Linked DNA regions of Homo sapiens: regions 1 and 3 are each linked to region 2. The links are chromatin loops, found by intact Hi-C in ENCODE. Cell type or tissue: PC-3. All regions are shown on one strand. Links, peaks and the distances in the headings refer to the core of each region. The heading gives the core; the rest is flanking DNA.

The links. Peaks named below come from ENCODE experiments on the same cell type or tissue, not always from the same donor. Only the 100,000 strongest peaks of a DNase experiment are listed, where the experiment ranks them.
Region 1: it touches region 2 in a loop (3-fold over the local background); 3 of 110 quality-filtered maps call a loop at or near these places.
Region 3: it touches region 2 in a loop (4-fold over the local background); 2 of 110 quality-filtered maps call a loop at or near these places.

What each region holds. Positions count from the first base shown.
Region 1 is chr6:16,631,320-16,641,937 of GRCh38, forward strand. All of the region lies in intron 3 of ATXN1 (ataxin 1), which reads right to left. Among named protein-coding and RNA genes, the nearest start is that of ATXN1-AS1, 120 kb to the right of the region's middle. RefSeq lists an enhancer at 4,889-5,058. In PC-3, for the core only: no CTCF peak of the experiment used is centred there; DNase peaks (open chromatin) are centred at 5,142 and 8,562; H3K4me3 peaks cover 1,039 bases; H3K27ac peaks cover 3,690 bases.
Region 2 is chr6:16,709,364-16,719,981 of GRCh38, forward strand. All of the region lies in intron 2 of ATXN1 (ataxin 1), which reads right to left. Among named protein-coding and RNA genes, the nearest start is that of ATXN1-AS1, 46 kb to the right of the region's middle. In PC-3, for the core only: CTCF peaks have their summits at 2,456 and 4,017; DNase peaks (open chromatin) are centred at 2,348, 3,728, 3,848 and 4,438; H3K4me3 peaks cover 1,966 bases; H3K27ac peaks cover 3,432 bases.
Region 3 is chr6:16,418,053-16,428,670 of GRCh38, forward strand. The region is part of intron 6 of ATXN1 (ataxin 1); the gene reads right to left. Among named protein-coding and RNA genes, the nearest start is that of GMPR, 180 kb to the left of the region's middle. RefSeq lists an enhancer at 3,152-3,201. In PC-3, for the core only: no CTCF peak of the experiment used is centred there; no DNase peak of the experiment used is centred there; H3K4me3 peaks cover 646 bases; H3K27ac peaks cover 928 bases.

The DNA of each region.
Region 1 (10,618 bases), core at 1,343-9,342, 78 kb before region 2:
TGCAGTGATCTTATAAGTAGAAATGGGTCTAGAAAGATGGACACTCCTGGACACTGCATTGCAAATCTCGCTATCTGCTTTCACTCACTGACACCTATATTTGCCCCTTGAGTCCCTTGAATATTGGTGCCACACTCTGCTCAGCTCTTGATATGGTGCAAAGCACTAAAATCACACAGGTGTCACAGCCAAAAATTCTGTATCATTCCAAAGCTGACTTGTCCCCCATCAGTCCCAACTCTGCCCCAGAAGTCTCACTGAAATAAAGTCTCCAGGATACCTGTCTTGCCACTCCTCATTCACATCCTTGGTTTTATGACCCACACTTCTATAGGACTCTCCCTTCTTTAGTTCTAATTATTAAAAGCAGGGTTCTGAAATCCCAAGGTGATTGCAAAACTCCCATCTCAGCCACAAATCTTCATTAGAATGGCTAATCAATAAGAGTTTTGTTTCAGATCCCACCACTTTATTTCCTCTGTATGTTTTTTGAAGAATTTTTCAATTTGCCATGATATAACTAAAACTCAAGCATCAACAGGAAAGAGGAAGAGAAGAGCTCAGAAATAAGCCACTAGTGCTCGAAAATAGGGCATGTGATGTTAGAGCTGGTTTAGAATCCATGCTCCACTGCATCGTAGCTATGGTGGGGCATGGATTCTTATTATTAATTAGTCTCATTCCTTCACTTTTGTCTCACACCACCTGTAAAACAAAAGCAATAATGCTTACTTCATGGGGTAGTGAGGAGGTTTAAATGAGAGGCTACAGCTAATGCTCTTAATGAGATGCCTTCCTTTTCCTCTCTGGCCAGTGAGGGGTGGATCATGTAACAACCTCCTTTCCCTATTCACTCTTCTTCCCCAACTAATCCCCTCAGCCACTGGCACCATGTTCCGCATGTTAGAGGCATCCTTCCTGGGGCAGTGAGACACATCCTGAATCAGCCTTGTCACCCTAAAGGGGACCTTGCAACGTTTGCTCGTGGGTCGACAACACCACACAGAGCTGACATGAGGATGACATGTGACAAGATGACTTAGAGCCTGCTAAATGAACACATGAGCTAAATGCTAGGTACCACTGTGCTTTCCATGAGATTGTTAGGCAGAAGGAAAACACTGAATCTTTGCTCTCCAAAGTTTTGATTTGAATTCACACAGGCAAGATTCTTGTCAATGACCCAGAATCACTTAAGCCCCGAGGGGGCCATGCCACCAGCACAGCAGGGCCAGATCATGAAGCCCCACTGGGATGCGGGGTTGGGGGCTGTAAGGGTCTCGCTGTCAAGATGTGGCCCCACCAGTGCTAAGTTTATAGTGCTCCAAAAGCCAGGAGGGGGGTTAAGAAAAAAAAAATGCAAAAAACAAGAATTACCATGCCACAAACATGAACCTCTACAGAACCTAGAAAATGTGAAATTGGGCCAGGCTCACATCTGTAGTCCCAGCACTTTAGGAGGCAGAGGTGAATGGATCACCTGAGGTCTGGAGTTCGAGACCTCGTCGCTACTAATAACACAAAAAAATTAGCCGGGTGTGGTGGCATGCGCCTGTAATCCCAGCTACTTGGGAGGCTGAGACAGGAGAATCGCTTGAACCTGGGAGGTGGAGGTTGCAGTGAGCCAAGATCACGTCATTGCTCTCTAGCCTGGGCAACAAGAGCAAAACTCCGCCTCAAAAAAAAAAAAAAGAAAAGAAAGAAATGAAAATGTGAAATTGTTAAGACAATTTGGAGTTTAAGGGAAAAGCACATTTTTGAAAGTGGAAAATAGATGAGAAACATAAATACATTTGCTACGCATTGTTACAGTCTGTTATTGATATATGGTCATTTTGTTATAAAGAAACATTTAAAAGGAGGCATGTTTCACCTGTTAACTTGTTTACTTCATAAGATTCTCTTGTTGGGTAGATTTACAGATTTAAGGCACTGCCATAAATCTTTTCAAAACAAGGAAGATTATAAACAAGGTAATTAATTAATTATTTAATTAATTCGGCAAACAAGTCACCCATTGACAAGCCTAGAAAAAAATGCCACCCAATGTTTGTTTTATCAGTTTTCTTTTCCAGTTTTGGAAGGGAAAGCCCTTGAAACAAACATGACCACACGACCCATATGAGTCCTCATTGTAATGTTTTTCCCCAAGCACCCACAATTCCAGGTCCTCCCAATTTGCTTCCAGTTCTTGCCCAAGTTTAAACTCTTAACCAATGCCTACTATCTGCAGCCTCAAAGGGAGCTGAGTACTTGCCAACAGACACCGCCACCTCCCCTCCCTGAGGTTCCTGCCTTGCGAGAGTGTGTCATGTGGCTGCCAGGGCAAGGCAGAAGTGTAGGAAAAGGCACATCTCACAGGTTGTCCAGGAGGATTAGAGCAAATATGTCCAGAGCAGTTTCAAGTTGACTATAGAACCAAGGCTCCGAGCTAATTAATAGAAAGTGAAGCAATGATAGTGACAGCTCAAGGCAAGGGTGTGAAGCTCATGTCATTCGGTAAAGACAGTCCAAGGAAAAAGGACATTTACGCTTGCACCTTATTTGCTTTGCAGACTAACACATTTCTGTTAGAAATATGTCTTTACACTCCAGAGAGATGTTACAAGGTGTCGGCCTGCTACTAATTACAGCAAGCCCGCACTACAGCTAACAATATAACTCTAAATTCACTTGCTTCTGATTACCTACCTGTCATATGAAAGGCTATTCTTCACTCCAGTTGAACAAACCTATTAGATGTCTGGTTTCTTGATGTTTAACTCTCACAAGCAATTATCTCCAGCTTGAAATGCCCTTTTGTCTTCTTTATACAATCACTACTCTTTCTTCTTAGAAAACACAGTTTAAACCACTTCCTCCCTTAATCCATCTAAACTAACCCCATCTAGTTCTGGCATCCATGCAATCAATAGATTTAGCATTTACTTAGCAAGCACTACCATGGATTTCTCTGTAATGAAAAAGTTAATCCTACATATGCCTTATATGTAATCTTGAGCAGGTTCTCCTCTTTTCTGGGCCTCGGTTTTCTCATCTGTAGGAGGATAATACTCCCTACCTCATAGGGTTGTTTCTGAGAATTAAACATTTATTTTTAAAAAAACAGCTTTATTAAGATTTAATTTACATATAACTCAAGTGTATAACTCAAATGTTTTTTAGTATAGTCACTGTTTTGTAAAACCAACATCACAATCTAATTTTAGATTTTCTTCTCCAAAAAAGAAACCCTGTGTACATTAGCAGTCACTCTGCATTCCTCTCCCACCTCCGGCCTCTGCAACCCCCAAACTAACTTCTGTCTCTATGGATTTGTCTATTCTGGACCTTTCATATAAATGAAATTGAAGTATGTGGTCTCTCAATTCACATGATGTTTTGAGGTTCATCTATGTTGTAGCATGTATTAATACTTTGCTTACTGGTTGTTTTTTTCCTGATCAATATTCCATTAAACATTTATTTTGCGTGTGTGTGTGTGAGGAGGATACATATTTCATGAGTGCAGAGTGCTCAGCTCAGTACTTGGAGACACAGCACTCTGAAAATGTCTGTAGCTTTCATTACCATTGGCATTATTACTATCGTTTTGTCACTTTTGTTTACAATTGCACTGGTCTCCACCAGTTGATTATTAAGCTCTAGAGCAGGGGTTCCCAACCCCTGGGCTACAGACCTCCTGCACAACAGGAGGTGAGCAGTAGGCGAATGAGCAAAGCTTCATCTGTATTTACAGCCACTCCCCATTGTTCAAATTACCACCTGAGCTCTGCCTCCTGTCAGGTCAGCAACGGCATGAGATTCTCATAGGAGCGTGAACCCTATTGTGAACTGCACATGTGAGGGATGTAGGTTGCACCCTCTTTATGAGAATCTAATGCCTGATGATCTGTCACTGTCTCCCATCACCCCTAGATGGGACCGTTTTGTTGCAGGAAAACAAGCTCAAGGATCTCACTGATTCTACATTATGGTGAGTTGCATAATTATTTCATTATATATTACAACATAATAATATAAATAAAGTGCACAATGAATATAAATGCATTTGAATCATCCCAAAACCATCCCCCGCTCCACCCTAGTCTGTGGAAAAACTGTCTTCCATGAAACCAGTCCCTGGTGCCAAAAAGGTTAGGGACCACTGGTCTAGAGAGAAGGAGCTCTTCTTACACACTGCCCAGAAACTGAGGATGTGACAGAAGTTCAACGAGAGCTAACTAAACAACTAAGTAGCAACCTGACAAGGGCTCAGACAGCTCCAACTAAACCTACACTGCTGCTGCCGCTTACAAAAGCTCATTCATATGTGTGAGTTCAGGCAAAAACACAGTCGTTATCTGATTCTTTAGGCAGGACATTGACCAGATAAATAAATATGTCTGAATCTGCAGAGAAATAATTTCAAAAGGGCTTCAGAAGGAGAAGGAAAATCCACTGTAGCCAGAAGCATCCAAAAGCATCCTGAAAACATGAGTGGAGGAAGGCTGAGCAGGTGTGGGCTGGGGAGGCAGGCAACCCCGCACAGCAGCCAGCACAAACACAAAGCGACGACGCCCACTGTGCTGGGGAAGCACAGGCAGCACAGTCCGTGCAAGGGAAACGCGGCTCCCTACAAGGTGTTTTCAAGGTTCCGGTTTCCCCAGAGCACAACCCTAACCTCAGGCAGTGCACAGTTCTCCCAATAAAAGTCACTCGCCCGTGGAGATCACCGAACACCTGAATTGACACCACGGGCACTTCCAACCTGTGTTCCTGACCACCCTCCCCATGACCTGCCTCCCTTACATCATTTCTGTTTTCCTTTCCCATGGTCCTGTGACTTCTCTTACTCTTTCAAATGCAAAATGTCACAGCTGAAGGGAAGGAACCTCCAAGGATGATCTGGGCTACTGCTTTCTTCTTCATAGGGGAGGAAACTGAGATTCCAGAGAGGTTGGTAACTTTCCCAAGGTTACAAAATTAGCAGTGCAGCCGGAACTGAAACCTACATTGTGTGACCACTCTCCTCCTCCCAAAGCAATTTAGTTTCCAACTGGACCTCATCTGCCTACTTGTTTCTCCCCCAGCCCCCAGGCAGCCCTTCACTGTGGCTGCTGAGTCATCAGGATGAGCTTTGTTCTCAAGCAAGCCACTGGGACAGGCCCTCATGTCTTGAGTAGGACAAAGTATATTTGGCCACTCCCCACTTTGTGGTCACCCTGCTCTGCCTGATGCATGGGCACCTTCTGCCCATGACAACTGTCATTCGCCCTGAATAGTCTATGCCATCACACCTCCTTATGGCTACTAACATAAAAGGTAAGTGACTAATAAATGGTATCATGAATTAATATGAAACCTTTTATACAGACAAATATTTGATTCCTCAGTTATATTTTCTTGGGATCTTTTCTTCCCAGGTCATAGCAGTGCTGTTTCAACAGGAAATGTCATAGCTTGAATGCCAGGTGCACTTTAAAAAATAATCTAAACTAAATTAGCTTTTACACCTAACGACGGCCTGGGAATAATAAAGGAACTCTTTGAAAAAGGAAGAAAGTGGAGAAATAGGAACACTTTTACACTGTTGGTGGGCCTGCAAACTAGTTCAACCATTGTGGAAGACAGTGTGGCGATTCCTCAAGGATCTAGAACTAGAAATACCATTTGACCCAGCCATCCCATTACTGGGGATATACCCAAAGGATTATAAATCATGCTGCTATAAAGGCACATGCGCACGTATGTTTATTGCGGCACTATTCACAATAGCAAAGACTTGGAACCAACCCAAATGTCCATCAATGATAGACTGGATTAAGAAAATGTGGCACATATACACCATGGAATACTATGTAGCCATAAAAAAGGATGAGTTCATGTCCTTTGTTGGGACATGGATGAAGCTGGAAACCATCATTCTCAGCAAATTATCGCAAGGACAAAAAACCAAACACCGCATGTTCTCACTCATAGGTGGGAATTGAACAATGAGAACACTTGGTCACAGGAAGGGGAACATCGCACACCGGGGCCTGTCATGGAGTGGGGGGAGGGGGGAGGGAAAGCTTTAGGAGATATACCTAATGTAAATGATGAGTTAATGGGTGCAGCACACCAACATGATACATGTATACATATGTAACAAACCTGCACATTGTGCACATGTACCCTAGAACTTAAAGTATAATAAAAAATAAATAAAATAAAATAAAAAAAGAAAAAGGAAGAAAGAAACTAATTGAGCACACTAGAAGTCAACAGCTGTTTCTCCAATTAGAGTCACCTATAACAAGTGAATTCTTAGCAGGGAAAATCACCTTAAAATATCCATGTCGAGTTAGGAAAAAATGTTTCATAAAATAGCTATTAAATTAATTTTCTTGAATTGGCATGGGACAAGAAGCTATATAGTTCAGTTCTGCTAAACACCTAAAAAACTCTGATATACTACAGCTACGCCAGGCAAATCGCAAGTTGTTGGGGGGCGATTCCCAGAAATATGTGAATCACGATTGTGACTCATCAGTTTGGGAAATTTAGGACATGATCACTATCAGTCAAACATGATATTATTATCTGCCAAATGTCCAAGATATAAATTTCCTTGGAAACAGCTGGCAGAGGTAGGCATAGCCCTTTAATTTTCCTAATTTGTGGGCTAGCAGATTTTTTGGAATTTCACATACTAGTATGAAAGAGAAATAAATATGTTTTAATTAATGCATACATATGCACAGTTTAAACATATTCATAATCAGGGGTGGATCCAGTCTGTGAGGTCTGCAGTTTATAAAACTAGTCAAGGGGTAGAGGAGTGTGTATGGGGTGTTAGGGTCTTTAAGAAAAGATCTCAAAGGCCAGCCATGGTCACTCACGCCTGTAATCCCAGAACTTTGGGAGGCTGAAGTGGAGGATCGCTTGAGCCCAGGAGTTCAAGACAAAACTGGGCAACATAGTGAGACCCCCATCTCTACAAAAAAATACAAAAATTAGCTGAGCATGGTGGCATATGTATCTGCTCACAGCTACTCAGAAGGCTCAGGTGGGAGGATCACTTGAGCCTGGGAGGTTGAGGCTGCAGTGAGCCAAGATCACAACACTGCAATCCAGCCTGGATGACAGAGCTAGACGCTGCCTCAAAAAAAAAAAAAAAAAAAAAAACTGCACAAAATTATCAACATAAAATTAGGTACAGGGTCTTACAAAGGGCCTGCAGGAGCGAGACGCCTTGACGCTGAAGTGTCACTAGCTTCCAGATAAAACCTCCTGGCCCACAATGCATGCACACATCACAGTGGTGGGAACACCTATAAATGACCAAGATCAACATATTTCATTATAATTCCCTTCAATGCCAAGTATATGGTAAACACTTTAGTATACATTTTTGCTGAGTACACGTGACTAAATAGAAATGTTTACAAATTATGTTGTCGAGCTGTTAAATGAATTCCAATATGTGGCTTTACTACCTCATCAGGAAAACCTGTATCCCACAGTCATTTATCAGGCAGCAATGTCTAGCTTATGGAAACCCATCTGCAGGTTCCTAAGCAAGTAGCCCAGATTAATATCATAGTGCAGCTAGTCGGTGGCTATAATTAAATGCAGAAGTGGTATTGAGAGGTGAAGCCAGCTGGACTTCTTGGGTCGAGTGGGGACTTGGAGAACTTTTCTGTCTTACAAGGGGATTGTAAAATGCACCAATGAGTGCTCTGTAAAAACACACCAATCAGCGCTCTGTAGCTAGCTTGAGGTTTGTAAAATGGACCAATCAGCACTCTGTAAAATGGACCAATCAGTGCTCTGTAGAATGGACCAATCAGCAGGACATGGGCAGGGACAAATAAGGGAATAAAAGCTGGCCACGCCAGCCAGCAGAGACAACCCGCTCGGGTCCCCTTCCACGCTGTGGAAGGTTTGTTCTTTCGCTCCTCACAATAAATCTTGCTACTGCTCGCTCTTTGGGTCCCTACCATCTTTAAGAGCTGTAACACTCACTGTGAAGGTCCGTGGCTCCATTCTTGAAGTCAGCAAGACCACAAACCTATCGGAAGGAACCAACTCCAGACACAGGCTCACCGCAACCTCCACCTCCTAGGTTCAAGCGATTCTCCTGCCTCAGCCGCCTAAGTAGCTGGGATTACAGGCATGCCCCACCACACCCGGCTAATTTTGTATTTTTAGTAGAGATGGGGTTTCTCCATGTTGGTCAGGCTGGTTCTTGAACTCCCAACCTCAGGTGATTCGCCTGCCTCAGCTTCCCAAGGTGCTGGGATTACAGGCCTGAGCCATTGCGCCCGGCCCCTGGGTTTCTTTCTTAAGGCTTTTGGAGCTCCAAGGGGCCAGGGAAGTGCAGCTTCAACCAGCAGCAGCCATTGTTCTAACAGAAATCTGAAAATAACACATTCACTCTGACATGCCAACTCACTACTTTTAATTGTGGCTCATTAAAGATGTAAATAGAAGAATTATGTTCACCTCTACTACAATTTCATTGCTGCAGTAAAATTACAATGTTTCCTTCTATGCAGAAAGAAATACTTCTTCTCTGAGTAATAGCACCAGAAGTGGAGGCCTATGATTCACCAATTCTCCAACAGTAGGCATCACATGTGACTGCCTGTTGTTGGACAGAGGCAGATGGACAGAACGTTATTTTTTTTTAATGAAAAGAAAGGACACATCAGTTGAAAGATGCAACAGGCGCATCTCATTTTATTGCATTTCACTTTGTTGTCCTTTGCAGATACTGCATTTTTTTTTCAAATTGAAGTTCTGTGGCAACCCCGTGTCAAGCAACTCCACCAGCATCACCTCTCCAACAGCATGTGCTCATGTTGAGCCTCTGCCACATTTCGGTAATACAGTATTTCAAACTTTTGCGCTGTTATATCTGTTATGGTGATCTGAGATCAGTGCTCTTTGACGTTACTATTATAATTGTTTTGTTCACCATGAACCACACACCCCATATAAGGTAATGAACTTAATCAGTAAATGTCATGTGTGTTCTGACTGCTACAAAGACTGGCTGTTCTCTCTCCCTCCTCTCGGGCCTCCTTGTTTCCTCAGACACAAGAATATTGAAGTTGGCCAGGCACGGGGGCTCACGCCTGTAATCCCAGCACTTTGGGAGGCCAAGGTGGGCAGATCACGAGTTCAGGAGATCAAGACCATCCTGGCTAACATGGTGAAACTCAATCTCTACTAAAAATACAAAAAGTTAGCCGGACGTAGTGGCGGGTGCCTGTAGTCTCAGCTATTCGGGAGGCTGAGGCAGGAGAATGGCGTGAACCCGGGAGGCGGAGCTTGCAGTAAGCAGAGATCGTGCCACTGCACTCAAGCCTGGGTGACAGAGCGAGACTCTGTCTCAAAAAAGAAAAAAAAAAAAGAATATTGAAATTAGGCCAATTAATAACCCTAAAATAGCCGCTAAGCATTCAAGTGAAAGGAAGAGTGAGTCACATACCTCTCAATTTAAATAAGAAAACTAGAAATGATTAAGCTTAGCGAGGAAGGCATGTTGAAAGCTGACATATGTCAAAAGCCAGGCTTCTTGTGACTGAAGGGTTAGCCAAGCTGTGAATGCTAAGGAAAAGTTCTTGAAGAAAATTAAAAGTGCTACTCCAGTGAACTCATCAATGGTAAGAAAGTGAAACAGCCTTGTTGCTGATATGGACAAAGTTAGAGTGGTCTGAATAGAAAAGCAAACCAGCCATACATTCCCTTAAGCCAAAGCCTAATCCAGATCAAGGCCCTAACTCTCTTCACTTCTATGAAGGCTGAGAGAGGTGAGGAACTTGGAGAAGAAAAGTTTGAAGCTAGCAGAAGTTGGTTCGTGAGATTTAAGGAAAGAAATCTTCTCCAAATGCTGATGTAGAAGCTGCAGCAGGTTATCCAGAAAATTTAACTAAGATCATTGATGAAGGTGACTACAGATTTTTCAACGTAGGCAAAGCAGCCTTCTATTGGAAGAAAATGCCATTTAAGACTTTCATAGCTAGAGAGGAGAAGTCAATGCTTGACTACAAAGCTTCAAAGGAGAGGCTGACTCTCTTGTTACGGGCAAATGCAGCTAGTGACTTTAGTTGAAGCCAATGCTCATTTACCATTCCAAAAATCCTAGAGCCCTAATAATTATGCTGAATCTACTCTGCCAGTGCTATAGAAATGGAACAACAAAGCCTGGATGAAAGCACATTGGGTTACTAAATACTTTAAGCCCACTGTTGAGACTTAATTGCTCAGAAAAAGATTCCTTTCAAAATATTACTGCTTATTGACAATGCACTTCGTCACTCATCTAAGAGCTCTGATGGAAATATACAAGGAGATTCATGTCGTTTTCACGCCTGCTAACACAACACCCATTCTGCAACCCATGGATCAAGGAGTAATTTTTATTTTCAAGTCTTCTTATTTAAGAAATACATTCTGTAAGGCTATCATTGCCACAGAAAGTAATTCCTCTGATGGATCTGGGAAAAGTAAATTGAAAACCTCCTGGAAAGGATTCACCATTGTAGATGTCATTAAGAACATTTGATTCATGGGAAGAGGTCAAAATATCAACATGAACATCAGTTTGGAAGAAGTTGATTCCAACCCCCATGGATGACTTGAGGGT
Region 2 (10,618 bases), core at 1,003-9,002:
GCAAGAATAAACAGAAAATCTGAAGAGTTGGCTATATGTTAAGAAATTGAATTCAGTATCAAAATCCTTGGCACAATGATGATACAACTGTTCTGTATCCTGATTGTGGTGGTAGTTATGCAACTCTACACATGTTAAAATGCATAGAATTGTACATCAAAAAAGGGAATATTTTACTTTATAATGTTTTTAAATTAAATTTTAAAAACTTAGAACCTTCACACAAAGAGAACTCCAAGCCCAAAGATTTCACTGTGGAATTTCATCAATTTTAAGAGGAAAGAAAATCTTACATAAATTCTTTCAGAAAATAGTAAAAAACAGGAGGACTCCACGAATACATTTTATATAATCAGTATTACTAACACTAACACTAAACCCTAGTAAATATTATATAAAGAAACAAAATTACAGACCAATGTTCTTAATAAACATAGTCGCAAAAATACTTAATAAAATGTTAGCCAAAATATCCAGCAATAGGTCAAAATAACACATAATTATAACTGGTTCTTATCCCAGGAACTCAAGTTTGGTTTAACACTTAAAACCAATCAATATAATTCACCACATAAAGCGGAAAACCATATGACATCTCAACAGAGGCAAAAATGAACTGCACAAAATTCAACACACATTCCCGATAAAAACAAACAAACACAAATTCTTAGAAAAAAGAGAATAGAAGGAAACTTCGTCAATCCAATAAAAGGCAAATGAAAAACCTACAGCTAACATCATGATGAAATAGTGGTGAAATAGTTAATACTTTCCCTGTACGATCAGAAAAAAAGTCCTGGTTATATAAATAATTTGAAAAGGATGATTTAAAAATTACATGTATTATATCGAAAAGCATAAAGTACAATTAAATTTTACCAAAGATATGCAATGTCTCTGCAGGAAAAACAGGGAAACATTCCTGGCAGAAATTCATTAAAAAGGCAGAGAAAGATATACCGTGTTTTTGAATTGAAGTTTCAATATTGTTAAGGTGAATTTTCCTTAAATTTCTCTCTTATGATTCAGTGCAATCTGAACTAACTTCTAACAGGCTTTTTTGGGGGGTAGGGGGATTTATATGGAACTCTGAAGGAGATAGAACACCACCAAAATAATCTTGAGGGAAAAAACAAGACAGAGAGGACTCACGCTATCTGTTTTCAAGATTTACCATAAAGCTATTTAGTTTTTAATTTTAACATTTATTCATTATTTTTGAATTTTATTGTTATTATTTTTGAGACAGGGTCCAGCTCAGTCACCCAGGCCGGAGTGCAGTGGCATGATCACAGCTCACTGTAGCCTCAACCTCCTGGGCTCAAGCGATCCTCCCACCTCAGCCTCACCAGTAGATGGGACTACAGGCACATGCCACCTCACCCAGCTGATTTTTGTATTTTTAGTAGAGATGGGGTTTTGCTATGCTGCCCAGGCTGGTCTCAAACTCCTGAGCTCAAGCAATCTTTCTGCCTCGGCCTCCCAAAGTACTGGGATTACAGGCATGAGCCACCACACCCAGCCTATTATTATTATTTTTAATAGAGACACGGTCTCACTCTGCTGCCCAGGATGGAATGCAATGCTGCAGTCACTGTAGCCTCAAACTCCTGGGCCCAAGCGATCCTCCCACCTCAGCCTCCCAAGGTGCTGGGATTACAGGCAAGAGCCATAGAGCCCAGCCCATGACAGTATTTTAATCAAGACAATATAGTATTGACCTAAGTACAGACTGCAGATCAGTGGAACAGAGAGTCTTAAAACACATATAAAACCAAATGATTTTTGACAAAGGTGTGATGGCAATTTCATAAGGAAAAAAAATCACTTCAATAATTGTTGTTTCATACATTTTAATAAAAACTGAATCTTGACCCCTACACCTCATATCTTAATTTGAAATGGCTCATATACTTAAATGTTAAGGCTAAACTAGAAATCTTCCAGGAGAAAACAGGAGGATAACATCTTAGCAACCACAGGGTAAGCAAAAATGTTATAAAGACACAAAAAGCATATATCTTAAAAAATGATAAATTAGACTTCATTAAAATTTAAAGGGGCTCATCAAACACAGTTTAAAAAATGAAAAAGGTAAGCCAAACACTGAGAAAAAATTCATATTTCTGATAAATGACTTAAATCCAGACTATATAAAGAACTCATATATATACACATATATATACACATATATATATACACACATATATGTAAGTTCACAAAATAAAAAAAAAAACCATCTATATCTATATAGATATAGATTGTTTGTTTTGCGACACATCATTCTGTTGCCCAGGCTGGAAGTGCAGTGGCACCATCATGACTCACTGCAGGCTTGACCCCTCCCAGGCTCAAGTGATCCTCCCACCTCAGCCTCCTGAGTATCTGGGATTACAGGTGCGTGCCACTGCTGCCGCCTAGTTTTTGTATTTTTAATAGAGACAGGGTTTCACCATGTTGCCCAGGCTGATCTCGAACTTCTAGACTCAAGCAATATGCCTGCCTTGGCCTCTGGCTAGCATTTTTTAAATTAACTGTTGCTACCTGCAACAATACAGATGATCTCAAAAATGATATGCTGAACAAAAGAAAGCAGATACGAAAAAGTACTGACTGATTCCATTTGTATGAAGCTCAAGAACAAACAAAATTCAATTACAGTGACAGAAATCAAAGCAGTGGTTGATGACGGGGAGGTGGAAAGTTGACAGGAAGGGGGCAGAGGGGCTCTGGGGTGATGGAAATGTCCCATATCTTGATTAGGATGCTGATTATGTGGATGTATGCATTCATCAAAACTCATTGCGCTGTACGCTTAAGATGTGTTGATTTCACTGTATGTTCTCCCTAAATAGAAACTAATTTATTAGTGAAAAGAAAGATGTACTTTCTTTTCACTATTAATAATAAACTAATTTATTAGTGAAAAGAAAGATGTACTTTCTACCTGGAGGGTCTGTGGGGATAACCCCTATTCCGTACAAAGGAACAGTGAACATGCTTGAGTGAAAACAGCCACGCAAGGCAGACAGCAAGTGAGAAACGCCTAAGGCAGGGGAAGAACGGTGGTCTGCTACAGTGAGAAGAGAAATAGAGAAGACTGAGTCAGAAGGGGAAGGTATACACCAAACAGGAAGACACGAGTGAACTGAACGCAAGAAGTAGAAAGTAAGAGACCTAAATTCGTGTTTCCAAATAATCCAGTTACCACATTACACTCAAAAAAAGAACCAAAGGCAGTTTTATTTGGAAATTGTTCTCTTCCTCCCTCGACACCTCTGTTAATCAAATTGGAAGCTAGGGGAGGGAACTGAGTAAAGGCAGGGACCTGAACATATCCCTCCGTTTTTGCTTTTTTTTTTTTTCTTTTGCCCCTTAATCAGCCACCTTCAAAACAGTGCCTTTCTAGGGCTAACGTCCTGCCTGTGGCATCTCATCACTGATAAACATCAGGAAGTAACTGCCATTCGCCATTTATAGATTTATATGTACCTGCTAGGATAATGAGATTCACAATCTGTTCATTCCCTTAGTAACTGAATGAAACTCACAAATGGCTACGAGGGAGTATCCTAGTTCACTGAAGCCCAAGCTGGCCTCAGGAACCAGAGATAACATTTCTCCTTTTTCCAGCTGAATTACTAAGACAAGCAAGAGATGACTCATAATAAGCATAGTTGATGAAGCAATTAATGCCAACTCTTCCTCTCTGAGTCATCCCTTCCAGTGAAAGAATCGCTAGGAGTATTAACCCTGGCTGAAAAAGTAGATGCCATGTGAGCACATTAAACTTTACCAAACAATGGAGTGGTAAGGGAAGAGTTGGAGGGTTTCTGTCCAAACTATCTGAATCTAGAGGGACCGCTCCATGAATAAGTTTCAATACAATTGCGGTAATCAGCACCGCTTCCTCTATTTCAATTTACAAACGCTGGGTTTACAGGAATAGCTTTCTGAGACATTCCTATAAAATTAGCTTACTCACTGAATTTTTAAAAAGGAGAACAAAGCCAAAGGACGCCATTGGCCTCTGGGGGCGTATGTGTGTGAACAAGCTGATGCTGTGTAGAAATGATGTGTCAATATCATTTGGGCTACTTGTGTGAAAACTGCTCAATCCAAGAGTTACTTCTTGTTTCTACTGACTGAACATGAAGAGAGAACCAAATATTCCAGACAGGGAAAGAATCTGAGAAAACATAGAGTGGAGTGATTTCAGTGTGTGTATATGAAGAAGGGGGAGCAAATATAAAATCCAACTGGATGCTTTTCATCCTCCATGCAGTTCTCCACCCGCTTACTACCCCTCACTTAAAGTGTGGTCCTGGGGCCAGCAGCATCAGTTTCACGGAGGGATTTGTCAGAAATACATATTCTCAGGCTCCACCCTAGAACTATTAAATCAGAACCCCTGGGCCTGGCGCCCAGAAATCTGTGGTCTAAACAAGCCTTCCAGGTGCCTCTGATGCAAACATTCAATAAAATGTAATCGTCAAATCTTAACTGGTCCCTGGCCGCGCGTAGTAACTCATGCCTATAATCCCAGTACTTTGGGAGGCCAAAGCGGGTGGATCACATGAGGCCAGAAGTTTGAGACCAGCCTGGCCAACATGTGAAATCTCGTCTTTATAAAAATACAAAAATTAGCCAGGCGTGGTGGTGTGCACCTCTAGTCCCAGCTACTTGGGAGGTTGAGGCAGAGAATCACTTGAACCCAGGAGGCGGAGGTTGCAGTGAGCCAAGATCACACCACTCCATGCCAGCCTGGGCGACAGAGTAAGACTGTAGAAAAAAAGAAAGAAAAAAAAAACCACACACCACACACACACACACACACACACACACACACACACACACACACACCAAAACCTGGCCCCATTTGCATGTACTACTGCTACACTCATCCCTCACTCCCACCCACCTTTCGGAGGTAGGCCGCCCATCACTAGATTTAGCAGAGCATCCGCTGACTGAAATGAGACACAGCTGGGAGGCACCCACCACCACCCGCCTTTGTAGAACAGCTACCCAAAAAGACAAGGATAGCAAGTCCCCTGAAGCTTTTCCAATCTATTCCTTTTTGTGATTGTTTTCCTTTTGAAATAGTGTTAACACATTTTAAAATTATATACATATTCATTTTGAAAAATACAGAAATGGCAAAGAAGAAAGTAAAAACCTCCCAGCTGACACTTAACATTTGTCCCATCTTTTTCTAAGCATCAATATATAAATATTTAACAGTATATACATGTTACTTAATTTTTAAAATTTGTAATTGTATATGTATTTTCTTGTATACATTCCTTTGAAAGCTCTGTGATGGGTGTAGGCTGAACTGCTGGGCTGTACTGTTTTAGAGCAAAAAAAGATACTCATGCTGTAATTCTAATTTTTCTGTGTTTCAAAGGGGGGGCTATTAATTTATTAAATTAATTTTTAAAATTTACTCAAGGTGAATTCTTATCCAGATCAATTCCAGGAGTTACGGGGCGTGGAATTTGCCAGATAAGCCACACCATTCTATGCCATCAAGTCACAGAAACTGGCTTCCCTACACTCTAATTTGTGCCTTGTCTGTTGCTTTGGGCATGAAACAGAATGTGGCTTCTTTCATTTCTCACTTCATTACCTAAAGTGGACATACACCTTCCCATACTCCCTCTCCCCTCTCCTTCCCTAACCTATCCCCTGCCCACCCTGGCCCCATTATTTCTCACTTGGATAACAGGAAGGTCGTACAACTCTCCCTTTTGAACTCATCGTCCACACTGGGTCAAATCTAAAATACATCTGCATATGCCACATCCGCTAAAAATCATTACAATAGCTTCTATTTAAACATGAGTATATCCCATCAGCCTGGCCCCATGCTACATGCGTTCAGACATTATCATATCTTTATAACAATCTTAAGAGACAGAGGCTATTATTTTAACGTTAGAGATAAAGACTCTTACAGCTGAGGTATGTTAAATAACTTGCTCAAAGTCACAAAGCTAGTAAAATTTAGGGCAGCTGACTCTGGAACCTATAACATGTGTTAATTCAAAAAATTTCATGACTACTGCCATCAACGGCAGTGGTTCCCAACATTTTCTTCAATCAAAAATGTTGCAGACTTCAGGCACTAGATGTTTAACTCTTAATATCTGTTGATCAAGAAGATGTACAATGGTCAAAAAGATACTATGAACTTAGTAACGCTGTGAATGAATTCTGGCTAATGACTTACAATATCAGCCAGCTACATATATTTGGAAGAAAGCTCCTATTTCTGTTAGTGATTCTGATGACCAAATCTACAGACCATGCTTTGTGTTGGTATGAATGTGCAGGTCCTCTTTTACAAGAAATGTGGTCTCCCATATGTTTTGGAATCTACAGATTAGAAAACCCCTAGAATATAAGCCAAAGTCCATACTCCTTAGCATTTGAAATGCCGTAAGTTTCCCAGTTTGGCTCCAACTTACTTTTCCAACTAGATTTCCTGTAACCCCATACCACGTCCCCTAAGCCCTACCTCTAGTTGTGTTAGACAAGCATTCCCAAATTACTGGATACCATGCACACTCAAGCCTAGAGGACCACAGCCATTTCTGCTGCAATTCTCTACCTGAAGAACTCAATCTCCTTTGAGACAGAGCTCAAACATCTCCAACCCTATGGAGCCATTCCTGACAACACCCCCACCCACTCAAGGCTAAATTAACGCATCCTTCGTCCATATGATCACAGTCCTATGATGATAAGTAACACACTACAGATAAAATGACATGCATCTCTGTATCTAGCTATCTGACCACTCTTCTCATCCAAACTTCCCAAGGGCAGGGATTGTGCTTCTTCATCAGTGTCTTAGCCCCAGCCCCATCCCTGAAATATGGTAGGTACTGTTTGTAAGATTAATAAATGAGTATCAATGCCAAGCTGGCTAGTGATTTTGCCTGGGGAAGTCAGTTTGGAAAATAGCTCTGACCACTAAAGAAGCTTTCTTTCAGTATGTTGTAATGGTTAATCATCTGTAAACCAGAAAACTCACAACGTCCTCCAAAAGTAGAAGACAAATACACTAGGAACTGGAAGATCTGAGCTCAGGTCCTGGCTTTCCTATGAACCAGCTGTGTGACTTTGGTCAAGTCACATTCCCTCTCTGATCTTCTGTTTGTTCACTGAATTGTGGCAGGGTTGTGGGGGTGCAAAAGGAGGGCTTCTAGTTCTTCCCTGATGCAATTCTCTGACGTGCAAAGGTATAGACTACAGTTGGCAAACATTTTCTGATGAGGATCAGATAGTAGATATTTCAGGCTTTCTTGGACTATGGTCTCTTTCACCATGACTCAAATCAAATTCTGCCAGTGTAGTGCAAAAACTGCTATAGACATTAGACAAATTATTGGATGTAGCTATGTGCTAATAAAACTTTATTTACAAGAACAGGCTGGATTTGGCCCATGGACCATAGTTTGCCTACTCCTGGTCTGGATGAATGCCTCCTTGTTGCCATTCAGTTCACAGAGCTTGATATGAAGATACAGTTCACGAGATGTCCATCCCAAAGCCTCTATCCATTCCAAAGGGACTTATAAGAAGGACAATAAAGATTACCATTCCCCAACCAAGAACTTGACAACGGGGAAGAGATTGCCTAGTTAGCGGTTTATAGTAAGAACAAAATTTAGTGGATGAGAACATGGACATACAAAGCCAACTGAAGAAAGATAATTACTACCATCACCACTACCCCTGCCCCAGCCAGCACCTGATGAAATATAGTCATGAATTTAAGAAAAGACTGTGTCCTCAAAAGGGCGCCAGGGCTGGCTTAGCCAGGAAAGTACAGAGTCACTAAAGTCTATGTAGGCAATGCCAAGGTTGTTGGGGAGAATACAGTGTCTTCACAGGCAAGGCCACCCTAGTGAGATGACTGTAGGGAGTAGCAGGCAATGACTGACATGTTCCTGGTCCCACTAGAAAAGCCACCCTTCTCCTGAGATGAACAGAGAGGCAGGCTATGTTTGCTTGGTGCCACTTAACAGTCAACTCATCCCACTCCCTTGTTCCGATTCCCTGCTCACCAAGCAAACACCTGACTCCATATGGATCTTCCTTAGAGAGCATGTGCACTGTGACTGCTGCTGATACCTGCAGCCAGAGAGCAGCAATTTCTCAAGGCACATCAATAAAGTAGCTTCCAGTTAGGATTTACATTCCCATGCAGCTTAACACAGAGAGAGAATGTGCTCATCATGTGGGCCTTGAGAGTATGTTAGTAATGGTTTCCACTGCGGATTAACATTCTGGCATAACGATCTCGTGGGTCTGAGGATATGCTGGCATCATGGTCTCAACTCAGGCTCATCTGTGGCATAGCTCTCTGAATCAGCATGGCAAGCCCTGGACACAGACCAGAAGCCATCTCTAGTCTCCAAAAGCAGGGGCAGAAGGCGGCGATCGTATGCAGATCCAGCCAGCCCTCGCTGACAGCATGGCTTACACGCCACTTCTGGCTCTACTCACTTTCAACTGATTTTCACAGAGCTGTTTAGGATGATGAAGCCAAAGAACCTGGTGCTTCAGGACAAAGTTTCTGTTTGCTTCCCTATACATGTATAGAATGGAAACTGGCACAAGATTTAATTAAGTGATGTAAAAACCAGAGGAAAGTAAATAAGAGCAACAGCCAAATATCCACAGTACCAATTAGTGACTGGCAGAGTTGCCACACAACAAGGTGCAATGAACAGTTTATGTGTTTCTTTAAAAAATCTAAATCATAGTGAAGGGTCAATGATGCCCAGAAAATGCCAGCTCTTTTGCCCTATTAAGCAGAAAACAAAGGCTCAGTGTATAGAAGTTAGAAAACTTTTAGCCACAAAAATATGACAGTGAATTATGCCTCTTAATAATATGCATGGGGCAAAATGAAAGAGCATTCCAGAAAGAAGGTCAGTGCCTGTTTTGCCTAAATCTTGCCAGGATATGCAAGGCCAAATGCCCCCAAACCAAGGAAGGAAAACAAAACTAACTGCAACGGAGCAAGAATGCAAAGCACCTCCTTTCCTGTTAACTGTGACATAATTCATTTTTCTCCTTCTGTTCCAGAACTTCTAACCTATAGGTCATGCTTATACCCACAGAAGAACCAAGGGAGTAAGGAAGCTGCTGGTTTCCAAAGAAAATGCTTACTTCCCATTTGCAAAGCGTTTCGCTGGAAATGCTGTGTTGAGTTACACCATCCAACTAGGAATTAAATATATTATGCTCTTTGGTAAATTATCAAAATGTAAACCAACAGCTACAGTGGAGACCATCTGAACTGCCAAGAGTTTTAACACTGTGATTTTAGTGAGAAAGAACATTTCCCCTGCTGTTTAGTTTTCAGCTAAGTTCAGCCTAGCTGTTTAGTTTTCAGCTAGCTTCATACAAAGCTGTGCATTGTACGCACAGATGTGTGCACACAATGTATACATGAAGACAACCACACACTTTTGTTCATAGGTTTTTACTGGGAATTTTCACATAGGATTCATTAAGTGAAGGTATGTAGCATGATAAAACTGTCATTTCCTAAGTTTTTCTACCCACCATAATTTGGGAAGTGGCTTTGTTTCTCTGACTACTAGACTTCCTGGGGACTCTGTCTTTATTTCCCGGGGACTCTGTCTTTATTTCCCATAACATTTGCAGAGTGCCATGCACACAATGAGCACTTAATAAACATTTGTTGAATGATTCATCTCCACAATATCAACGCAATTAAGAGAAATCTGGCCTTTCACGTGAATTTATGATACAAGCAAAATAAGCACAACAAATTTTAAAGCTCTTTAGTCCTCTGTCTTCTTATATAGAAAACTATTCAGTATTTCTACATCAAAAATTCTCCAGGGAAGGATAAACATACATTTTTTTATACATTCCCCCAAAGCACAGGAAGAAAGAGCAACTTTATTTCATTTGTGCAAATTGATAGATCACCTTTTGAATTCATGCTAAACAGCTAAATGTCGCAAGCAGCATGCTGTCAAAAACTGTCAAGTGAAATAATTATTGATTGGTGCATTAAAATTAAAAACGAATGTAGATTAATAAATGAAGATGGCTTTAAGAAAAAGCATGTCATCTACAACTAGAAAAACCCGACAGCGAATCTGCCAGTCAGGGCTATAGGGCTTAGAATGAAAGATTAAAGAGGAAACAAGAATAAGAAGATAAAAATTAACCACACAATGGCCTTTGTGACAACCCATGACAGCTGAGATAGGCTCTCCGGATGGTCACATCCCACCTGTCCTTCCTTTTCCAGCCCCTGACATAAATGTCATGGATTTCCCGGGTGGGTCCTAAATCCAATGACCACTGTTCTTCTAAGAGACAGGAGAGGACCTGGTACAGACACAGAGGAGAAGGCCATGTGAAAACAGAGGCAGAGACTGGAGTGACGCTGCCACAAGCCAAGGAACGCCTGGAACCACCAGAGGATGACAGCGGCAAGGAAAGGTTCTCCCAACAGAGCTTCGGGAGGGAGTGTGGCCCGGCTGACACCTGATTTCAGACGTCTGCCCTCCAGAACTTTGAGAGAACAAATTCCTGTTGTTTTAACCCACCAAGTTTC
Region 3 (10,618 bases), core at 1,243-9,242, 290 kb before region 2:
TAATGGGAGCATGGTCCCAACGCTCTGGTGTAGCAAAAGATTGAGAAGTGAACACTGTTGTAGAGCTACGAAAAGATATTTGGCACATAATAGGTGCTTAAAATGCTCATTAAATGAAAGAATTAATGCATAACCCTTCCTACTGAATGTTTGTGTCTAGAAGATGCACTGTCTCAAACTATTCCCATTATAAAAGTAAATATTGTTCCTGTGTACAATTAGTCCCTTCCTCTAGACTATTAATCCCTGGCTCCTGGCAAAAACTCCTTGCATTTGTACAGAAATGGAATCGGTTTTTGGCCACATTAAGCGATACTTCTTTCCTTAAGCACATCAACTCCCTCTGTGGCTTTCAGGAATGCTTAGCCTTTGGAATAAAGTAGAAAGTACAGAAATCCACTGGAATACATGGCCTGGCACATGTCAAATCAAAGAAGGAATAGAGAAGCAGGGAGCATTCATGAGATCTGAACAGTCTGACCATGCAATACTCCTTTTTTTTATTTTATTTTATTATTATTATACTTTAAGTTTTAGGTTACATGTGCACAATGTGCAGGTTAGTTGCATATGTATACATGTGCCATGCTGGTGTGCTGCACCCATTAACTCGTCATTTAGCATTAGGTATATCTCCTAATGCTGTCCCTCCCCCCTCCCCCCTCCCCCCACCCCACAACAGTCCCCAGAGTGTGATGTTCCCCTTCCTGTGTCCATGTGTTCTCATTGTTCAATTCCCACCGCAATACTCCTAACGCTAATAATTGTAGGTGTTAATGGTAACAATTTGTTATAAATGATACAACATATTTCTATTTGTTCCTTAGCTTTCAAGCATTCGCTTGATGTCATGGTCTGAAATTTGGCCAAGGTGTTCCTATTTTCAGGCCTCGATATGCCCACAGATGCTTCCCTGGTTATCCTTCATTGAACCAACTCCTCCACTTACTAGCTGTGTGACTTTGTACAAGTAAGGTAACCACCCACCCTAAGCCCCAATTTCCTTTTCTGTTGAATAAGGGTAATGATGGTACATATGTCTTACAACTGTCATGAGCTTTTTGTATTGTTTTCTTCTTTGAGATGGGTTCTTGCTATGTTGCCTAGGCTAGGCTCAAACTCTGGGGCTCAAGTGATCCTCCTGCCTCAGCCACCCAAGTAGCTGGGAGTACAGGTGCATGACACTGCACATGGCTTCCCATGAGCTTTTGATGAACTGCTGCATGTAAATATTTTAGCACAGTGCTTGGCACATAATACATGTTCAATAAATGTTATCTATTCCAATCATTATTATAATTAATAGCCAATCCTATTCTTATGATAGTTCTATCACTGTCTACTCATTTGCCTGGTAATCATATACTCTTTGTATTTTATAAATATATACATTAATATATTTTATAAATATTTTTATAATATTTTGAGTAATTTAAAATGCCCAAATGGCTGTTTTCTTGTGATACAACCATGGAGTACTTTCCAGGGTGGGTATGGCAGTGTGCAAAGGAAAAGGCCTGGCCCTGGGCAGTGCTATTTTCAGAGTGTGTGAGGGCCAGGCTGCACCACATCCCATATTTCCCTTTGAAGAAATCAGCCAACGTAACAAGCAAAGGTGCCAGGGAGGCCTTGAGGGTACCAGTGTACAGGGGACACTGCTACATGTGCATGCTGAGTGGCTGCCCGGGTCTGCCTTTGTGTACTAGGGGAATGTGTGGTGAGGCTGGAGGGGACAGAGCTGGCCACCTGTGAGAAGGACTCTCAGGGCTGCTGTCATCATTTGGCAGAGTCCATCCTTCTACTCCAACCCAACCTCACTCTCAGGGAGGGGACGGATGAGGACCGCTCATCCTATCATCTACAGGGTTTTTAAAGTGTGGGTCCTCATTCTCTGGCCTGGGTGGCCATGATCCGAGGGCATTTTGTTCTGGTGCACAGATACAAAGACTGGGGATGGGGAGGACAGTAATCTTTTATACAAGGACACATGAACCACCACACTGGTGCCTTAGAGAACATAGGCAACGAATACTCTGCTGCAGCATAAGTGATCGAAAGTCACACGTTAATGCAAATTATGTAAATCCTCACTAAATGATTTGAATAGAAAGGAAATCACCATAGCACCACTGTTCTCCATAACGTGAGCTGCAGTGTTCTATGCTGCATTTTACTTCCCCGGTATGAGGGCAGCTAGAGAGATGGTGGGATGACTTTCACTGTCTCTGGGGACCTTCAGACAAATTAGCTATCTTGTGAACAGTCCCAGGATGCCAACTTTCTAAATAAACATCAAAATGCATTTACTGTCTGTATCACTTAAGAGGTTGAGAATGGAGGGGGGAGCCTAACTGCAAACATTTGCGTGTTTTTATTTAACAATAGCTTAGCTATTAGACAATATAGAGTATTAGAAAGACTGTCTTAGAAGACTGAAGAGGTGAAGCTGGTGTTCTGAGTATGTCTACACAGCCTGCATAGAGGCAGATGTATATAAATGATCATGTTACTCTGCCTAAAATGGATAAAACTCGGAACAAAACAATCCACATTTAGTAATACCCTGAAGCTGACTCTAATTTGTATTCACTGTGACAACTCCTTACTTTCAAATCTGAAGTAATTATTAGAAAGTGAGAAAACAGACATTACTTTTGGGAAGCTGGGAGATGGCTTTATAGTCTAAGTTGCCACTAGATAGAATGACCCATAAAAATTACTTGGAAGGCTATTATCTCATAACCGGGGCCTATAAAATCTAACAGTTACAGATTCTCTCTCTCTCTCTCTGTCTCTCTCTCTCGTGTGTATTTTAATTAAAGACTTAAACTGCTAAGAGACAAAACTGAAAACATGTACGTAATCCAATTTTGCATAATGTCTCTGCGGTTTTGTAGTTGATTTTCCCCATCTGACCCTGACTTACATGTGATACACACACATTTACTGGTTTATGGTAGGAAAACTGCTCTGGCTGGGTACTGGCACTCGCCTTTGTGATTCAGGCATGAAACCATGAGGTGCCCAGCTGGAATTCAGAAGAAGTACATTAGGACAGAGGGGCAGCTTTGTATTTATTTATTAGGTTCTTCCAACTTAAGTTGCCAGGGTAGCATGAGCTTTTTAAAAACAGTTGTTTCTGGCCTTCCTGTTTTAGGCTTTTATCTAATAGAGTGTGAGAAGACATGAGTTCACATGCAGCTAAGGATGAGATTATTCAAACTGAAACCAACCCCACATATCAAACCGTGGTGTCATTTTCGTCACTTTAACAGTAGAAAGGACACAGGAAAAAAAAAAGAATGAAATCATTTACTGAACTAACAGTTACATTTGTCCCCTCCTGCCTTGGATAAATAATGACTAATTTTTAAATAACAGATTGGTACAGCTCTGAGATTAGGAGACAGAAAGCATGGAAAGGTCCTCAGACCTTTTAGGTTTGGTGCTTTCCTGTTCCTCTGAATGGGCATTTTTCAAAACCATTTTGAATGTAAAAGGCTGTAGAGTTCAACACTGGGCTTCTTCCTACTTTATGAGGTTATACACAGGTTCAAGGGTGAGGGTAAAGACAAGCAGGTGCAGAGTTTCACACGGGAGGGTGGGGGGGGCGTGAGTGTGCATGCATACATATTTGTGGGAGATGAGCGTGCATGCAAATAGGTGTGCAGAAGTGAGTGCACACAAATGCACATGTGTGGGTGAGTGTGCATACAAGTACATGTGCAGGCGTTGATATGCATACATGTGTGCAGGCGTGAGTGTGTACACAGTGTGCAGGGGCCATGACTGTGCATGTATATGTACACTGCAGGGGCAATATGGAAAAAAACATGGAATACAATGCAGTTTAGCCACGACTGGCAGCCAAGATTGACCTTTAAGCCCATTTCATGGCCACTGCATATGCATTTTTTATTATATGCCAATCCCAGGACCTGGTGCAAAGATAGCCAGTAAGAAGTAAGATCTTCATCTTTTGAAGTATATAAGGGTTTTTTTTTTTATTTGCCTCTGTGCTAAGAAGAATGGCCAAATCATATTCCTCTTCATTCCAAGTTGGAGCAGAACAGCCTTAGGTTGCTGCCAACTGTTATCCTTCGAGAGGGCCACATATTTTGAGGTTTCAGAGACAGTGAGGTAGATTCTGCCTTGAGAAATATCAGACACTCAAGTACTCCGGCGACACACTGAGCAAATGTTTTTGCCAGCAGAAAGATATAGGTGGGTTCACCGTGGCGCAGGTGAGGGAGAGGAAGCTGTGCACAGTAAGCGCACTTTCTCTTCTCCAGACATCCTGGTGCCACAGTAGTTCCCATTCTCTCTCCTCTTCTGTAACTTCTAAGACCTTTGCCTTAAGTGAATGGATCCTCCTAAGACAGCCATAACTGCATTTATTTACGTCCCTGCTCTTTGACTTGAAAAGTTCACCCTTTCTTGGAGAGAGAGACTTGGAAAAGAGAGGCATGAAGGGTCTCAAGCCCTGGCAATTCTGCCTCAGTGAATCCGACTTCTACCTCCACAGTGAAATCTCCCTAGCTAGTTGAGGGGCAGCAGTATTAATTGTTCCTTCCTAAGAGTTGTCAAGCAAATCAACCTGAGAACTGGAATCCACCCAAGACACACCTATGCCTTTTACAATAAAGATTCAGTGAAGAATCCTGCCCTTCACAACAGCCTCCTCAAGTAGGGAAAACGCTACAAAAAATGGATACATGACAACCAGGAACTCCTTCACCCACAGAGAGATGTTTCTTTGATCTGCCTTATCTCTGCCATCTGTTTTCCCAACCTGGGCCAATGTGGTCTAATTTCAGTTCTTTCATATTTTCACAAGTCAGAGGGAAACCAGGAATCTTAAAGGTTTACTACTGAAAAGCACTTTATTTTCAGTAAGGTGCTTTAAAAAATAGAATTGTCATATCTGATCTGATTCAGGTAAGAAATTTCAGAAAGGGAACTCTAGAATTCATTTTTCATAAAGGGACAGTCAGTGGAATAGAGCACCAGGGGTAGGGGGAGTCTTTATAATCACACACCTCTCTCTGAATACATTTCACTTGTTAGCCATCAGGTCTGAAAACTGTAGTGCTGGCTCTGTTCAGTTATTGTTCAAGTGTGATCTCAACGACCCTGAAATTCTTCTTTGTCATTTTGCATCAGGCTGTTTTTCATGATTTCACTTTGTTCCCATCCTCACGGCCTTCTACTACGCAAGGTCTCATGATATAAATGAAGGTTATCTTCTTTTCCTTCCAGTCACTCCTCTTTACAGAAATCTCCTACATAATTGAGATGCTGTCATCAATCAGTCAACCAACCAAGCCCCCTGAACTGGGTCCTTGTGATGTTCCAGGGGTTTAATTACAAGGAATGCTAGCTCCTAACATCTCAGATACCATGGGCTCGAAGACTTGTAACATGTGATATTAGGGCAGCAATGGTTTCCTCTACTGGTCCGGGATTTGGGGTTTTAGGGGCTCTCTTCACAGATGAGAGAATTTTGCAGCTTCTTGCCACTGGCTGCAATGACGCTCCCCAGTGAGGTGGAGGCCTAGAGAGAGGGGAGGGTGACTTAAGGTGGGCAGGGCCTAGCCTTGATTACAGGCTCTCAAGGATTAACCTCGGGAGGACAGAGAGGAGAGAAGACAAGGTGAAGCTTTGTGAGTGGACAGAAATTAAATAAAGGGGTTTCCAAGTTAAGTACAGTGCTCCTGGAGAAGCAAGTTGGAGGCTGCTGGTATCATGCATACACATGCAGGACTATTTAGTGGTACCTGATTATTCTGATCACAAACAATGGTGTTTTTATGCATCATTTATCTTCAGAGAGTGTCTATCTGAGCTGCTTGAAGCAAACGAAACTTATGGATTGGACTAGCCTTACGAGAATGCTAGTTTCAGAGCTATGGCTGTGCCTATAGCAGTTTGTAGGAATTTATTATATAAAGTCCTTTTAACCCCTTGGAGCACTTTTACATCCTTCGCATCACATGATCCTCCAGGTAATCCTATAAGACTGGAAGAACAGGTGTGAAAAGACCATGTCTTATCAAGACCCAGTGGGCCTAAGTGATCTGTCTAAGGTAGACAGAGGGCAGGTGGCAGGGAGCGGCCTGGATCTGCCTTCTGATTTTGTTTCTTTTGTCATGGTTGCTACAACATCATTGCTCCTACAGGCAGAATCAAGAGCTACGGGTTCAAGGGACGAGAGGGAAGAAGGACACAAGCCGGGTGTGTGCATGCGCATGAATGGAGCCTGCGTGCACAAACATTCGGTGATTTGGAGCCATTTACGCAGCTCATCTGGAAAATCACAGCAGAGGAGAGGTTTCCTATGGGGAAGTCTGTTGGGAGCCTGATTTTACCCCTCTCTCTTTGCTCCAGGCTGCACTGGCAAACCTTCGGCTATTTAATAATAGTATCTAGTTGATTTACATCCAGGGTTGCCCAGGGTTCTAGTGTGTGCACTGCCAGGCACAAACAAGTACAGACCAGCTCATGCCCCACAACAAAGTGGCCATTTTATGGGGAATCAACTGGAATTCTCCATTGCTGTCTCTGTCTGCCCTGCTACTCAGAAGACGGTGGAAGGAATGCTGAAGTAAGCTTCTGTAAGAGCTCACTGGCCTGGCTTTGAAAGAGAGGATCAGCTGGGATCTCTGAATAGATGAGGAGTCAGGGTGAAGACAGAAACAAAGAAGTGTTTCAGGTGCAAAGGAAATGTGGGTGCTCCATGACTCTCTGAAGGGAGTCCAAGGGCTGGACCATTCAGAACCTTCAGGAAGACTCAGAACAGCTCCAGCCTGCCTGAGCTGGAAGCAGTGTCACTGTTGGTGTTGCGTCTCCTCTGAGGACCTTCCAGAACCATCTAATGGCATGGGTCAGAACTACTGACTGCTGCATTTTGCACTCAGGGCCTTCCATGAATGGCAGTTTCTGGTACCTTTGCAGACTATTCCCTAACATGCCCTTTACACATAAATTCAGCCAACTGAAATCAGAGCAATATTTGAGCTATGGCCTTTTTTCCCTCTAAAATGCTACCAAACACTAGATCTCTTAGTTCTTTCATATTTTAAAGTGCACAGATGCCTGATTTCAGATTCTGTGAAACAGAGCACAAATTAATATTTACAAATGCTTTCTGTCTCAGGACCCCTCTGTAGCTACTAACTTCACATTTGGGAAAAAGTAGACCCTACTCCATCCCACTGTGCCACGTTGTTTACCAAAAGTATCCCACCAGGCACTTGTATTCCTCACCCACGTGTATTACTTTAAAATGCCTTTCGGTAAAGGAGAATTTGAATAGCATTTTACGCATTAACTGTCTGGGAATGCTCCCAACATAATATACTGAAACACAGAAGACTGGCTGTAGGTCCAGATCACCTGGTAGTGAACCATGGAAAGGTATTATTCACACACCTTGGAGCCTGCGGATTCTCTAAGCCTTCTTAATCATTCTTCAGGTATTACTTTGTCCTTCAAAACAGCAGATTTCAGACGCATTTATAAAACAATTCAGTTGTAATCTGGGTCCCTAAAGCTTCAGTATAGACATTTATCTTGTAAGTAACAAAGAGATGGGAAGATTTCCTAAGTTCTCATGCTATCCCACCTCCTGCTTGTGTTACTCACTATTCAAAATTTAAGAATAAGAAGTCATCTGGGAGAAAGGGGATGGGACCGAGCATCCCTGAAACACGGCTCAGGGCTTGGTTCCCTCCTATGCCCATCACCTGCTCCCTCACTCAACCACAAACACGGCTGCAATATCAGGGTCAGTGTTCCACATCCCGTAGCAGATGACCCTCTGTTCCAGAACAAACAAAGTGTGCACCCTATAAGCATGATGACATTAGAATTAGACTTCAAAGCTAGCCTCAAGATGCTCACAGACTGATATTAACCACTGTCTGCCACAAGCATATGGCACAAGACAGGCTGGAGCAGATCACAAGGAAAGACTCGTTGGCATATTGGCCCACAATACTGCCACAGAGGCAGAGCTTAGAGAGGGTGCTAGGCAAGGCATTCATCCGCTATTTCACTCTGGAAAGGGGATCAGTTGGGGGAAAAAAATCTGCAAACCTTTTGAGGACAGAAGGCAATATTGCTTGAAATTTATGAGTAATGAGCCATTTTGGGAGAAGGAAGTTGATTCTGTCATTCATTTTGACAGGGCTTATTAACACAAAAGGAGGAGAGGGCTGGTGGGGAGGGTGGGGCACTTGTGGGAAGGTGCAGAGAGGACAGAAGGGTGAAGCCAGCCAGGCAAATGAGAATGAGAAATTGCAATTATGGACCTTATGGAGGAGCTGCTGGTAAGCTACCCTGGCCAAAGGAAAATGTTGATTGGACCAATTTTCAGAGGGAAACAGACAGCTCTTCTGCAAGCAGATGGATGACAAATCTCTAGGAGGAGGCTGTGTTGTTCATGTGTGAAATGGTCTTAGCCAAGGAGTAAAAGCGCCAAGCCATGTATGTAAGCAGAGCCACCTGGCCTGTGTGTGGTGGTGGGGCCGAGTGTGTGTGTGTGTGTGTCTGTATGTGTGTGTGTGTGAGAGAGAGAGAGAGAGGCAGAGAGAAGGATGGAGAGACACTGGCAGCAAAATCTCTTGCTGAAAACTCCAGGACACTTTAACCAAGCAGCCCCCATTTGTACATCTCTGTCTATCTCTGTCTCTCTGTCTTGTTTTTTCCTTTCTTGTTTCCCTCCCCCTCTATCCAGCATCCCCTTGCTGCTTTAACCTTTTCCCCCATCTCTTAGATGTATCTTGTCCTGTGGAACTATAAGATCCAAAAACTGGGGGAAAGAAAAAAAAAAAAAGACCAAGTAGAGGCAGGATCGAGATTAAAGTGGCCAGAAAATAATCTGCCAGCAGAGGCCAAGCTCAGAACAAGCCCTTCAATGCCGCTCACCTAAAGCCCCGCCCCCTCACCAATAAAGTCTATTCTCATGGACCAGATTGTATGTCGGAGAAGAGCAGGAGGCATCTTTGTGGATGGACACGGTCTAGATCCAGACATGGAACTCTCCATGTCCTTGACTGGGGGCCATGCTTCTCTCCAGTACAGATGTGGCAGACATCCCTTCCCAAGCATTCGAATTGTTCTTTTAAGGTTAAGGTAAACCAGGGTTTCTCAGCCTTGGCACTGTTGACATCTTGTGCTGGATGATTCTTTGTGGTGGGGGCTGTCCTGTGTGTTGCAGGATGTTTAGCAGCATTCCTCACTTCTACTCACTAGATGCTGGTAGCTCCTCCCCAGTCGTGACAAGCAAAAATGACTTCAGACATTCAGACATTGCCAACTTGCCCACGGCGGAGGGAGCAAAATTAGAATCACGGAGGTAAATTTTATAGAGAGTTGGCTGGTTCTAAGTGGAAAACTACTCTCTTATTGCATGAAGGTTAAATGCACTCACATGTGACACACACTCACATTCATAAACACACACACGATACAATGACAAAATCCCTAAGACAGAGTGGTCCTCGTTTCTGATTTTTCCACACTTTCATTTGCCTGATTTGTTGTAAATGCCTCTAAAGTTTGAGCAGAACATCAAGGGTTCCGTTTTCAAAGTGACCTCAACTGCCTCCAGCGTTTCAGGTGTTGAGCTCTAGAAGCCAGGATGGAAGTTTTCAGGCAGATACAACTCCCAGGCTTTCATTCAGCTTCTATAAAACAACAGTGCACACAGGCACATGCCTCATCACCAGTGTCTGCTGTGTGCACCCAAAAAAGAAAGCAGACGCAGAAAGATGATTGAAAATGTATTCCATAGGGCTCTAGGGTTGTCTTGAAATGCTCTGTTCTGAAACACTCTATAAAAATTCCTCACAGATTTTCAGTGACTAGAGGCATGGGGCTGTGGGAGGGGGTGCTCAGCTGCACTCTTTTATTATTGAGCTGATTCAAAGGAACAGATTTTATGTTGATAAATGTACCTGATACTGACTTTAATGTTCATGGACTGGGTCTTTTCTATCTGTAAAATATGGTTGCAAGGCTTTCATGGACAAGACATGGCCTCTTGTCTCTGGTAGACCAGGCCTTTTTTTTTTTTTTTCTGAGATGTAGTTTTGCTCTTGTCACCCAGGCTGGAGTGCAATGGGGCAATCTCGGCTCACTGCAACCTCTGGCTCCCAGGTTCAAGTGATTCTCCTGCCTCAGCCTCTGGAGTAGTAGGGATTACAGGCGCTCACCACCATGCCCAGCACATTTTTGTGTTTTTAGTTGCGACGGGGTTTCACCATGTTGGCCAGGCTGGTCTCAAACTCCTGACCTCAGGCGATCCACCTGCCTCGGCCTCCCAAAGTGTTGAGATTATAGACATGAGCCACCATGCTCAGCTGACCAGGACTAGTAATAGCAAATACTGGGTTGGTGCAAAAGTAATTGTGGTTTTTGCCATTGAAAGTAATGGCAAAATCACAATTACTTTTGCACCAACATAATATTTCTTAAGCGCTTGCACTGTTCCAAGAGCTTGACATTCATTTAATTATCACAACAACTTTTTGAGGTAGCTATCATTATTAAGCCAAGTTTGCAAATGAGGAAAGGAGACAGGGAGAGTTTCAGCACTTACCCCAATTACAGCACA